2 separate regions of the Homo sapiens genome follow, and region 2 is linked to region 1. A link is an interaction called in ENCODE POLR2A ChIA-PET data of the cell type or tissue named here. Cell type or tissue: GM12878. All regions are shown on one strand.

Region 1 (5,000 bases):
GAAATTATAAGGAAAAAAAAAAGAAGAGATATAAGGGAAACTTACAGAATAAACAAGATTGAAGGGGAAAAAAAGGAAACCTAAGGGATACTGTATTATATATTTGAAAAACTTCGTATTTTCCTGAAGCTTCAACATCCTCACAAACAGGCTGTGAACACCCCACCCAGGTGGCCAGGTGGCCAGGTGCCCCAGTGTGGGAAGGCTGGTCCCTCCCATAAGTCCCTCTCTCCTTATTCCACAACCCCCATAACTGCGACTTAGGGCCACTCAACACACAATGAAATCTTTATGCCTTTTAGCTCCCCACCTGCTCAGTGGATCCTGGGAGCTGCTTCCCAGTCGCCCTCCATGTGGCATGGTGTATCTCCTGTCTCCAGGACCTGTGAATATAAACCCTTCCACTGCATATGCCTCTCCAAGTGAGATTTCGTAGTTCATTTTGGGATGATACTCAAAGGCTCCATGAGAGGGGCTTACAGCCCATTTACAACACAGGCATATTAGGCAAACACAATGTGTGGACTTCGGCCGGGTGCGATGGCTCACACCTGTAATCCCAGCACTTTGGGAGGCTGAAGTGGGCTGATCACTTGAGGCCAGGAGTTTGAGACCAGCCTGGGCAACATGGTGAAAACCCATCTGTACAACAAATACCCAAATTAGCCGGGCATGGTGGGGTGCACCTGAGGATTGCTTGAGCCTGAGAGACGGAGGTTGCAGTGAACCGAGATCATGCCATTGCACTCCAACCTGGGCGACAGAGCCAAACCCTGACTCAAAAATAAATAAACAAATAAATAAATAAAAATAAAAACAATGCGTGGACTTTATATCTTGATTCAAACAAACTGTATTTTTTTAAAGATTTATAAAATAATTTGGTGAAATATGAATTTTGATGGCATATTTGATGATTTAAGAAACTGTCGTTACATTGTATAGGTGTGATAATGATATTGTGGTTCTGTTTTTGTGAAAAGGAGCCTTTGCCGTATAGAGTTATGTGCGGAAATACAGTTAAAATGATGTGCCTGATGTGTGGGATTCCCTTCCAAACACTCTGAAGAGAGGGAGGCATGGGTGGGTGGGAGTGGGTGGAAGTGTGGATGAAACCTGTGCCTTGTAGTGATCATTGTTGAAGCTGATGATGGGTATGTTGGGCTCATTAGACAATTCCTTTTAGTTTTTTACCTGTTTAAAAATTTCTTCGCTGGGCACAGTGGCTCATGCCTGTAATCCCAGCACTTTGGGAGGCTGAGGTGGGCGGATCACTTGAGGTCAGGAGTTTGAAACCAGCTTGGCCAACATGGTGAAACCCTGTCTCTGCTAAAGATACAAAAAGCAGCTGGGCATGGTGGCAGGCGCCTGTAATCCCAGCTACTCAGGAGACTGAGGCAAGAGAATCGCCAAGAGGCAGAGGTTGCAGTGAGGCAAGATCGCGCCACTGCACTCCTGCCTGGGCGACAGAGTGAGATCCCATCTCAAAAAAAAAAAAAAAAAAAAAAAAAAAATATTTTCTTCAGCCGGATGCGGTGGCTCATGCCTGTAACCCCAGCACTTCGGGAGGCCAAGGAGGGTGGATCACCTGAGGTCAGGAGTTCAAGACCAGCCTGGCCAACATGGCGAAATGCCGTCTCTACCAAAATACAAAAAATTAGCCAGGCGTAGTGGCGGGCGCCTGTAATCGCAGCTACTTGGGAGGCTGAGGCGGGAGAATCACTTGAACCGGGGAGGCAGAGGTTACAGTGAGCCAAGATCGTGCCACTGCACTCCAGCCTGGGCAACAAGAGTGAGATTTCATCTCAAACAAAACAAAACAAAAATTACAAAAAATTGGCTGGGTGTGGTGGCGTGTGCCTGTGGTCCCAGCTACTCAGGAGGCTGAGGCATGAGAATTGCTTGAACCTGGAAGGCGGAGGTTGCGATGAGCCGAGAGACTTTGTCTCAAAAAAAAAAAAAAAAAAAAAACAGGGGTTTCAGCTTCAGGCAGCCCTGAGCTCAAATGCCAGTTCCGCCATATGCTGGCTGTGACCTTTCTGCGTCTCAGGTTCCTCATCTGTAAGATGGGACAATAACGGACTCTACAGCATAGGTACTTAGCACAGGGCTGGCACAGAGTGTGAGACACTTACTGCTACTGTCATTGTGTGAGACGCAGGGAGAGGAATCCCCTTATACCCAGGGACACCACGGAAGGCTTTGCAGGGGAAGGATGCTTAACACAGGTTTTATGGTGATTCCATTTGCCTCCTTCACACCCCATCCACTCTCTGCGCTTCTCAGCTTGCTCTATGCCAAAGGGCTGGGCCTCTACAGGCGGCATTACCTGGGCCCTATCCTCTGGCTTCTAGCTGGACTCAGCCTATGAAACGCACTGGCAGAAGATGGAAGCAGGGAGGTGAGAGAGGTGGGAATATTTACTCCTCCCTGGATCCAGCTCTCCCTGGCTCCAGTAGCCCCCTACCTCTTCTTGCCCCAAAGGCCTCCAAGCTTACCCCAAGTGCTAGTCCCTAGATGGTTCCCATCCCATGTTACCCCCAACCCTGCCCACATCTCTGTCCTCTGTCCTTTCTTGAGAGCATCTTTAGTGTGCCGGGACCTTAACCAAATAAGATTGGAATCGGTGTCCCTGGTGAAAAGGGAACAGCATGTGCAAAGACACAGAGGCATTCATTCATTCACTCATTCATTCATTCATTCATTCATCATGTAGGACTAGCCACATAATTTGTAGGGCCTTGTGAAAAATGAAAATGCAGGTATGTTTGTTCAAATTATTAAGAACTTCAAGACAGCATCAGCAGAGCATACAAGTGCAAAGCCCTTCTAAGCCCAGGGCCCTGTGCAGTTGCACAGGTCGCACACTCACGAAGCTGGCCCCACATTCATCAAAAGTTTGACAAATATCTCGTACAGACCAAGCACTGGACCAAATATTGGGGATACATTGGGACCAAGACAGATAAGAACAGGGACCTTGGAGCAGGCAGACTGGTGGGCAGTAAAGCAGGTCTCACTGCGGGAACTGCAAGAGTTTCAGGGTTGAAATGTAAGGTGTGAAATGGGGAGTGCCTGAGAGACAGAAAGTCCAAGTGCCCCACAGAGTGGTGCTCTGTAGACAGCGAGAGGATTGGATTGCAGGAGGAGAACTAGAGGAACGGAGGCCCTCAGGACCTGTGATGCTCTAGAAGAGAGATGAACAAGGTGTGAGCAGGGCCAGGCAGATGGAGAGGAGGGGACATGAGTTATCTGATTCTAGAAATAACCAGCCGGTGCCCAGTCCTGGGGGACCTAAGGGAACGGTGACCACATGGGACTCCACAGACCAGACTCTGGCCTGCTCACTGATCCACACAGCCTTGGGTGTCTATTATCTCTTAAGGCCTCAGTTTCCCCTTCCACACATCAAGGGCATGGTGCCATAGCTCTGAGCACCCTCCCTGCTTGGGATTCTGCAACACGGAGCAAAACCAAGTGCTCTGTGCTCCAGCTTCGCCTCTGCCCCTCTGACTTCTGTGCACTCACTGGTCTGGTGCGTTTGGAGGATGTGCACATTGGCCAGCAAGTTCTCTGAGCGTTTCCCTTTTTTTTTTTTTTTTCGAGATGGAGTTTTGTTGTTGTTGCCCAGCCTGGAGTGCAATGGCGCGATCTCAGCTCATTGCAACCTCCGCATCCTGGGTTCAAACAATTCTCCTGCCTCAGCCTCCCGAGTAGCTGGGATTACAGACATGTGCCACTATGCCCGGCTAATTTTTGTATTTTTAGTAGAGATGGGGTTTTGCCATGTTGGCCAGGCTGGTCTCGAACTCCTGACCTCGTGATCTGCCCACCTCGGCCTCTCAAAGTGCTGGGATTACAGGTGTGAGCCACTGCGCCTGGCCTCTCTGAGCATTTCTAGAACACCTCCTGTGTGCAGAGCCGGTGTGTCAGTTGGAGCCAGACACACCAATGGCTTGTCCAAGCATTGCCTGTCTCCTCTTGGCTTTCTCTTCTTTCACCTCCCTGATTTCCAGCAGCTCAGGGTGGGAACGTGATGAGAAACATCTGAGTAAAATGGGAAACTCACAGGACTTGGAGCCAGGGGAGTTGGTCCCAGGCCTGCCTCTTCTATTAACTAACTGTGTGACCTTAAGCAAGTGACTTGCCTTCTCTGAGCATCAGTTTCCTCCTCCGTACAATGAGAGAGAACCTGGTGAACTCTGGAGCAGATGAGATCTTTCCTTCCTGCTCCCTTCACTTCTGGGCCACCCTCTCCCAGTGTGCTCCACCCCCTACAGCCAGCGTCTGCGTCTCTTTGTTGAAGGACTGTCCTGGGCTGCATCACCTGCCTGGCCCGTGCTCAGGAGGGAGCCCTGGAAGTACCTGGGAATTCACGCTCTCCTGGGGCAGATTTTTGTCAACAGCTGGCAAGTGGGGAGCCATAGAATTTCCAGCTCCCTTGTCACCTGATCAGGATAACTTTGAGATGTGTCAACCTAAATAACGGAGAGATGCTCTCCAAAAGAAAAGGAATATATTTGGAAATGGAGCATTGCTTTGGGAATATGCAGCCATAGTAAACTATGCGGGTATTCAGGGAGGTAAAAGAAGACAGAGGTTTCTAAGGGAAAAATGAGGAGGATTACATAATGGTCTTGAAATAATTATCCTTGGCTACAAAGATCAGTAACATGGTGACGCCAGTTCAAGTTTGGACAGGCAGTTGCCAGGCAGATGTCCTTGCAGAAAGACTTTTTGTGTAAGGTTGTGATTGGCCTTTCTGCAAGGCTGTGGTTTTGCAGTCTTTTGTGATAATTTTTGTTATCAGGCATACAAGCATGAGAACCATCTCTTCATGGCCTTCTCTGGCTCTATTTGTCAGGTTTTTTTTTTTTTTTTTTCTTTTTTAGTGTTAGTGACTGTTCGGCCAGGCACCATGGCTCACGACTGTAATCCCAGCACTTTGGGAGGCCGGGGTGGAGGGATCACCTGAGGTCAGGAGTTCGAGACCAGCCTGG
Region 2 (5,000 bases), 300 kb before region 1:
AAAAAATAAAAGTCATTTTAAAATAAAATGATCACATTTTCAGGATGTGCCCTATTTTTTTCCAGAGACAGGGTCTCACTCTGTCACCAAGGCTGGAGTATGCCTCCTGGGCTGAAGCGATCGTCCCAACTCAGCCTCCCACGTAGCTGGGACCACAGGCATGCACCACCATTCTCCACTAATTTTTGTATTTTCTTTTTTTAGATATGGGGTTTCACCATGTTGCCCAGGTCAGTCTTGAACTCCTGGGCTCAAGCAGTCTTCCTGCTTCAGCCTCCCAACGTGCTGGGATTAGAGGCATGAGCTACTGCACCCGGCCTGGATGTGCTCTGTTCCTAAAAAAAGTACTCATCCTCTATGCCATAGTGATTTGTGGACTAAAATCCTAGGGTTAGAGGCAATTACAGCTTTTCCCCCTACATAAAGTTTCAATGGAGAAATGGTCTGGAGGGGGAACACAGTTTGTTGATGCAGAAATGAAGGCCTGGTGAGGCCTAATGTAACAGAAAAAGTGTTATCAGGATGTTAGAGTATAGACAGACCAGGAGGTATCGTACAAATACTTGAAGATGATGATGGTAACCAGTGGAGGACAACAGTAAAAGGAGGTTTCAGACAGGAGAGGAAAAAGTAACACAAGAGGAGCAGGAAGCACTGACTCCCTGGAGGACCAACTTTTTTTGTTTTTCAGACAGGGTCTCTGTTGCACAGGCTAGAGTGCAGTGCTGTGATTCCGGCTCATTGCAGCCTCAACCTCCCGGGCTCAAGTGATCTTCCCACCTCAGCCTCCCAAGTAGCTGGGACTACAGGTATGCGCCACCATGCCTGACTAATTTTTTCTTTGTAGAGATGCAGTTTCACCATGTTGGCCAGGCTGGTCTCAAACTCCTGACCTCAAGTGATCCACCCGCCTCAGCCTCCCAAAGTGCTGGGATTACAAACGTGAGCCACTGCACTCGGCCCCAACCTTAAGCCTCAATGTGGACATTATGACTAGATTAAGACCTAGAATGTTCTTTAATTTAGGAAGTCCACTAAAATAGCCTTGCTGAGTTTGGGGATTTTTGTCACAGCCTCATCCACCCCCTAGCAAATTTATTCTCACAGTCAAGTACGCAACACTCATGTGCTTACCATGTTTCACCTGTTTAAGCGTGGATGCCACTTGATAGCTAAAAACAGATTCGCAGAGGAATCTCTCAGAGCCATCTACAAACAAAAGGAGAAAAGGTTTTAATCTGCTCTAAAGGTTTTATGGCTTCTGATAAACCAAGTAAACTTGTCTATTCTTTTCCCTGCTTGTACATTCAGGGTCTAGTTCTCAGTGTTTACAAAGACGGGTTCTGCTTCATTTAGAACTAAGACTGTTATAAAAGCTATTTATTCTATACCTAGAATATTAAAATAGTCCCTCTACTTAAGAGTTTAAAAATAGTGTTTAAAAAAACAAAAACAAGAAACCTCCGTCTGATGTCCTGGTCAACACTTCCCTCCTCCCAACCTGAGAGTTCCTTAATGTTCTCCTGTATGTCAAGCAAACACTGGCAGCTGACACATTTGGCCTTGTGGCTGGCTCCTGTAGTGTCAAAATATAAAGGTTCACCAAAACTCCAAATCATTTTCAGTCTAAAAAACAAAGCTGAGGAAAAAATTGTTGATTTTTAATATATCAAATTACATCACTCTGACAATCACAGAACACTGCTGGGAAATTTCATTCTGTGAACGCAAACTGTAACCTTGATTTTCCAACTGAACCAAAACACTGCAATTTGGATGACGATAAGAGTATGGTGCAAGTTCAGAACCTAGAATTGTACTGGTGCCAAGAACTGCCAACAAGAAGTGGCCAACTCAGTTGCCACAGCACTTGGAAGATGATCATGAAACATAAGCTAGTTCATGTTATTCCTTGTCAGGCAAGGGCTGATACAGCAAAACATATTCTCAAAAATTTACAGCTCACGTAGAAACATTTGATTTTTAAAAAGGTAGCAGAAACCATTTGGGGGATGTACCTTATTGCGAAAATCCTAAAACAAACGGGGAGAGAGGACACAGCTGTCCTTTTTCAGGCAGTACTTCACGTTAGCACTACTAGGCCTCAAGCATTCACCCATCAATCATGGGTTGTTGTGTTGGCCAGGTATTACATGGCAAGCAGACAGGACTAACACATTCTGGCCTCATGCTGAGTTTCACACAAAGGAAACCTTATTTCAGAAGTCACAATAACCAATTAAAAAAAAAAACAACTATAGATACTGTATCCAAAGAGCTTGAATATATAACCAAGAGGGCATCCTTCCAATATCATCTTCAAAGTGATCAAAAAAAAAAAAAAAAGAGAAAAAGAAAAAAATGAAAGTATAATTATTGGGATGTATACTTTTTGTATTCTTCAGAGACAGTGTTACATTCTGTAAATTCAAACTCAGTCTCAAAAAAAAAAGGGGTTTGAATGTCAGCAGTCATTATCCTATTCATATTCTTGCTTAAAAAGTCCAATTATAACTCATATTTTATTTTAGAAAGAGGAAAGCATAGACAATTAGAGTTTACCTCCCAGATGGTTTGATCCTGAACTTTAGGATTACACACAAGGCAGTGGGAATTATAGGCTATAAGGATCAGGCCAAGATGTATATGGAAGCTCCTGAAAGTGCCACCTCTCACTTGCATTTAATCACAGGCACCATTAGGATAAAATAGTTAAGTTGTGATATTTGCATATTTTCCTTGGTAATGAACTTCAAAGCAAAAGGATATAAGCTAAACTTTCAAAAAGGAACCTCTGCATTTCACTCCACCACACTATATGCCTGTGGAACACACTTTTGCTGATTTGCAGCTCCCTATTAACGTCCAAGTCCAATTGCTTCTTAGCCACATCCTATTAGATGTGGTATCAGTACCAGTCTAAAGCCTGGAATTGCTCCAGAACGGAGTCAGCTGGGGGCAATCTCTTCCATTTAGAAACTGTAATCAAACCCTTTGTAACACAGCAGGTAGCAATACATCAGCTTTCCTTGTCAGGGACAAGCACAGGTCATAAACAGGGAAAAGTTTAGTAAATTACCCAAATCTAACACCATAGCCAACTCCAATAAATAAGGATGGTAACAAATACATTAAAAAGAATATTACCTCACAGTAGGCAATTAGACAATGCCAGATAATTTATACTTCAGTGGCTACAATGTCTCTAAAATACAGCCACTGATGGGCTGGAAGGCAGTTTCTAATGTGCTCAGTAATAACTGGGTGAGGACAATTTTGGCCAAGGGCAGGAGAATGCTGCAAACTGCTGTATGCTGCTTATGTGAGGTGTCTGTTATCAGAGAGCAGAGGCACAAAAAAGTTAATTCACAAGGTTAACTACAGGTGATTTGGGTTTACTATCCTAGACTCACAAGGATGTAACATCAAGTTGAACCTTTTGAGATTAAAAACAGCATCCATCCTTGATTCCTAACTGCTTTTGTTCCTTACTCTTGACAGGCAACCCTTCCTGCTCTATTTTCATATCCTTTTTTTTTTTTTTTAAACCAAGTCTCGCTCTGTCGCCCAGGCTGGGGGGCAGTGGCATGATCTCGGCTCACTGCAACCTCCGCCTCCTGGGTTCAAGCAATTCTCTCAGCCTCCTGAGTAGCTGGGACTATAGGCACACACCACGATGCCTTTTTTTTTTTTTTTTTGTATTTTTAGTAGAGGTGGGGTTTCACCATATTGGTCAGGCTGGTCTCGAACTCCTGACCTCAGGTGATCCGCCCACCTCGGCCTCCCAAAGTGCTGGGATTACAGGCGTGAGGCACCGTGCCCGGCCTCTATTTTCATATTCTATTAAACTATTATTGGTCAGGTACATGTGTGTTAGATTTATTGTATAATAGAATAGTATCACCTATAAACATGGTAGAAAATGCTTCCAAATCCAACATCCTTACATTTCAGAGTACTCTTCTCAATTTAATATTCTTGATTTGACCAAGAATATTAAATGGGTTTAGGGGTTGCCATCTCTACATTATTTTTCAGTCTTTAAGTGTAATACTCTTTATATTCTTAAGATTTTAGATTTTTAAAGATTATCTTAATCTTTTTAAGATTTAAGATTATTGGTAAAACTTGAAATGTAAGAAACACAATCAAAACTGTGCACTGTGTATTTATACTTAATATAAATGTATCCTACAACAGAAACACAACACATTTCTCCATGAAGCATATTGAGATGGAATAAAAATGGATAGATCTATAACTCGTTAGAACATCAACATTCAGACTAATCTCAGAAGCCTTTCTTCTTCAATATCTCCACATAATTTGATGTATACTGACAAAGAATGCTGATAGCTTTGAGACTGTGGAGGTACCTCCTGTATTAAATTCCTCTTATAGCTAGAATTTAAATGACTTTAATCTTAGAGCTCCATTGTTGAATATGGATTCTTCTGCTGCTATAAAACTCATTAAGCAATTTAAGTGTCTCCCATTTTTGATTTGTTTTGTGGGAAACTTCCTTAATACTAGGTCTTTGCTGCATATAAATGAAGTCATAATATAGTTTTAGCACCAAATATGGTAACAGGGCCCCAATTGTTCACTACTTCTAACCAGACTCAGTGATACTAACTTGAGTATTTAGTTAACACAATTAAAGAAAATAAAAAGGCAAAGAGAGAAGTACATGTATCACTAATTACATATGCTACCTGGTCATCTACCTCACCACTAGTCATAACCCAAACCAATCCTAGGGAGCTCTATGGTCCCAGAGTCCCCCCGTGGTTTCCTGTCACAAATGATTTTGGGCTTAACCCGTAACTCTTTTTATTATTTCTGATTATTCATCACCCCCAAGGCCAACTATAGTTTGTATCTTTTCTTTTCTTTTTTTTTTTTTGAGACAAGGTCTCCATCACCCAGGCTCGAATGCAGTGATGCGATCACAGCTCACTGCAGCCTCCACCTCCCAGGCTCAGGTGAACCTCCCACCT

What was found. ChIA-PET counts read pairs that join two places held together with the same protein. Peaks named below come from ENCODE experiments on the same cell type or tissue, not always from the same donor. Only the 100,000 strongest peaks of a DNase experiment are listed, where the experiment ranks them.
Region 2: POLR2A ChIA-PET joins it to region 1 with 5 read pairs; 4 of 35 experiments call an interaction of 5 or more read pairs at or near these places.

The regions. Positions count from the first base shown.
Region 1 is chr10:71,922,636-71,927,635 of GRCh38, reverse strand. No RefSeq gene overlaps it. Among named protein-coding and RNA genes, the nearest start is that of CHST3, 39 kb to the left of the region's middle. In GM12878, no CTCF peak of the experiment used is centred here; no DNase peak of the experiment used is centred here; H3K27me3 peaks cover 120 bases.
Region 2 is chr10:72,226,575-72,231,574 of GRCh38, reverse strand. It overlaps ANAPC16 (anaphase promoting complex subunit 16), which reads right to left. Exons shown (of 4, transcript NM_173473.4): 3 at 1,135-1,209. Among named protein-coding and RNA genes, the nearest start is that of ASCC1, 13 kb to the right of the region's middle. In GM12878, no CTCF peak of the experiment used is centred here; no DNase peak of the experiment used is centred here; H3K27ac peaks cover 557 bases.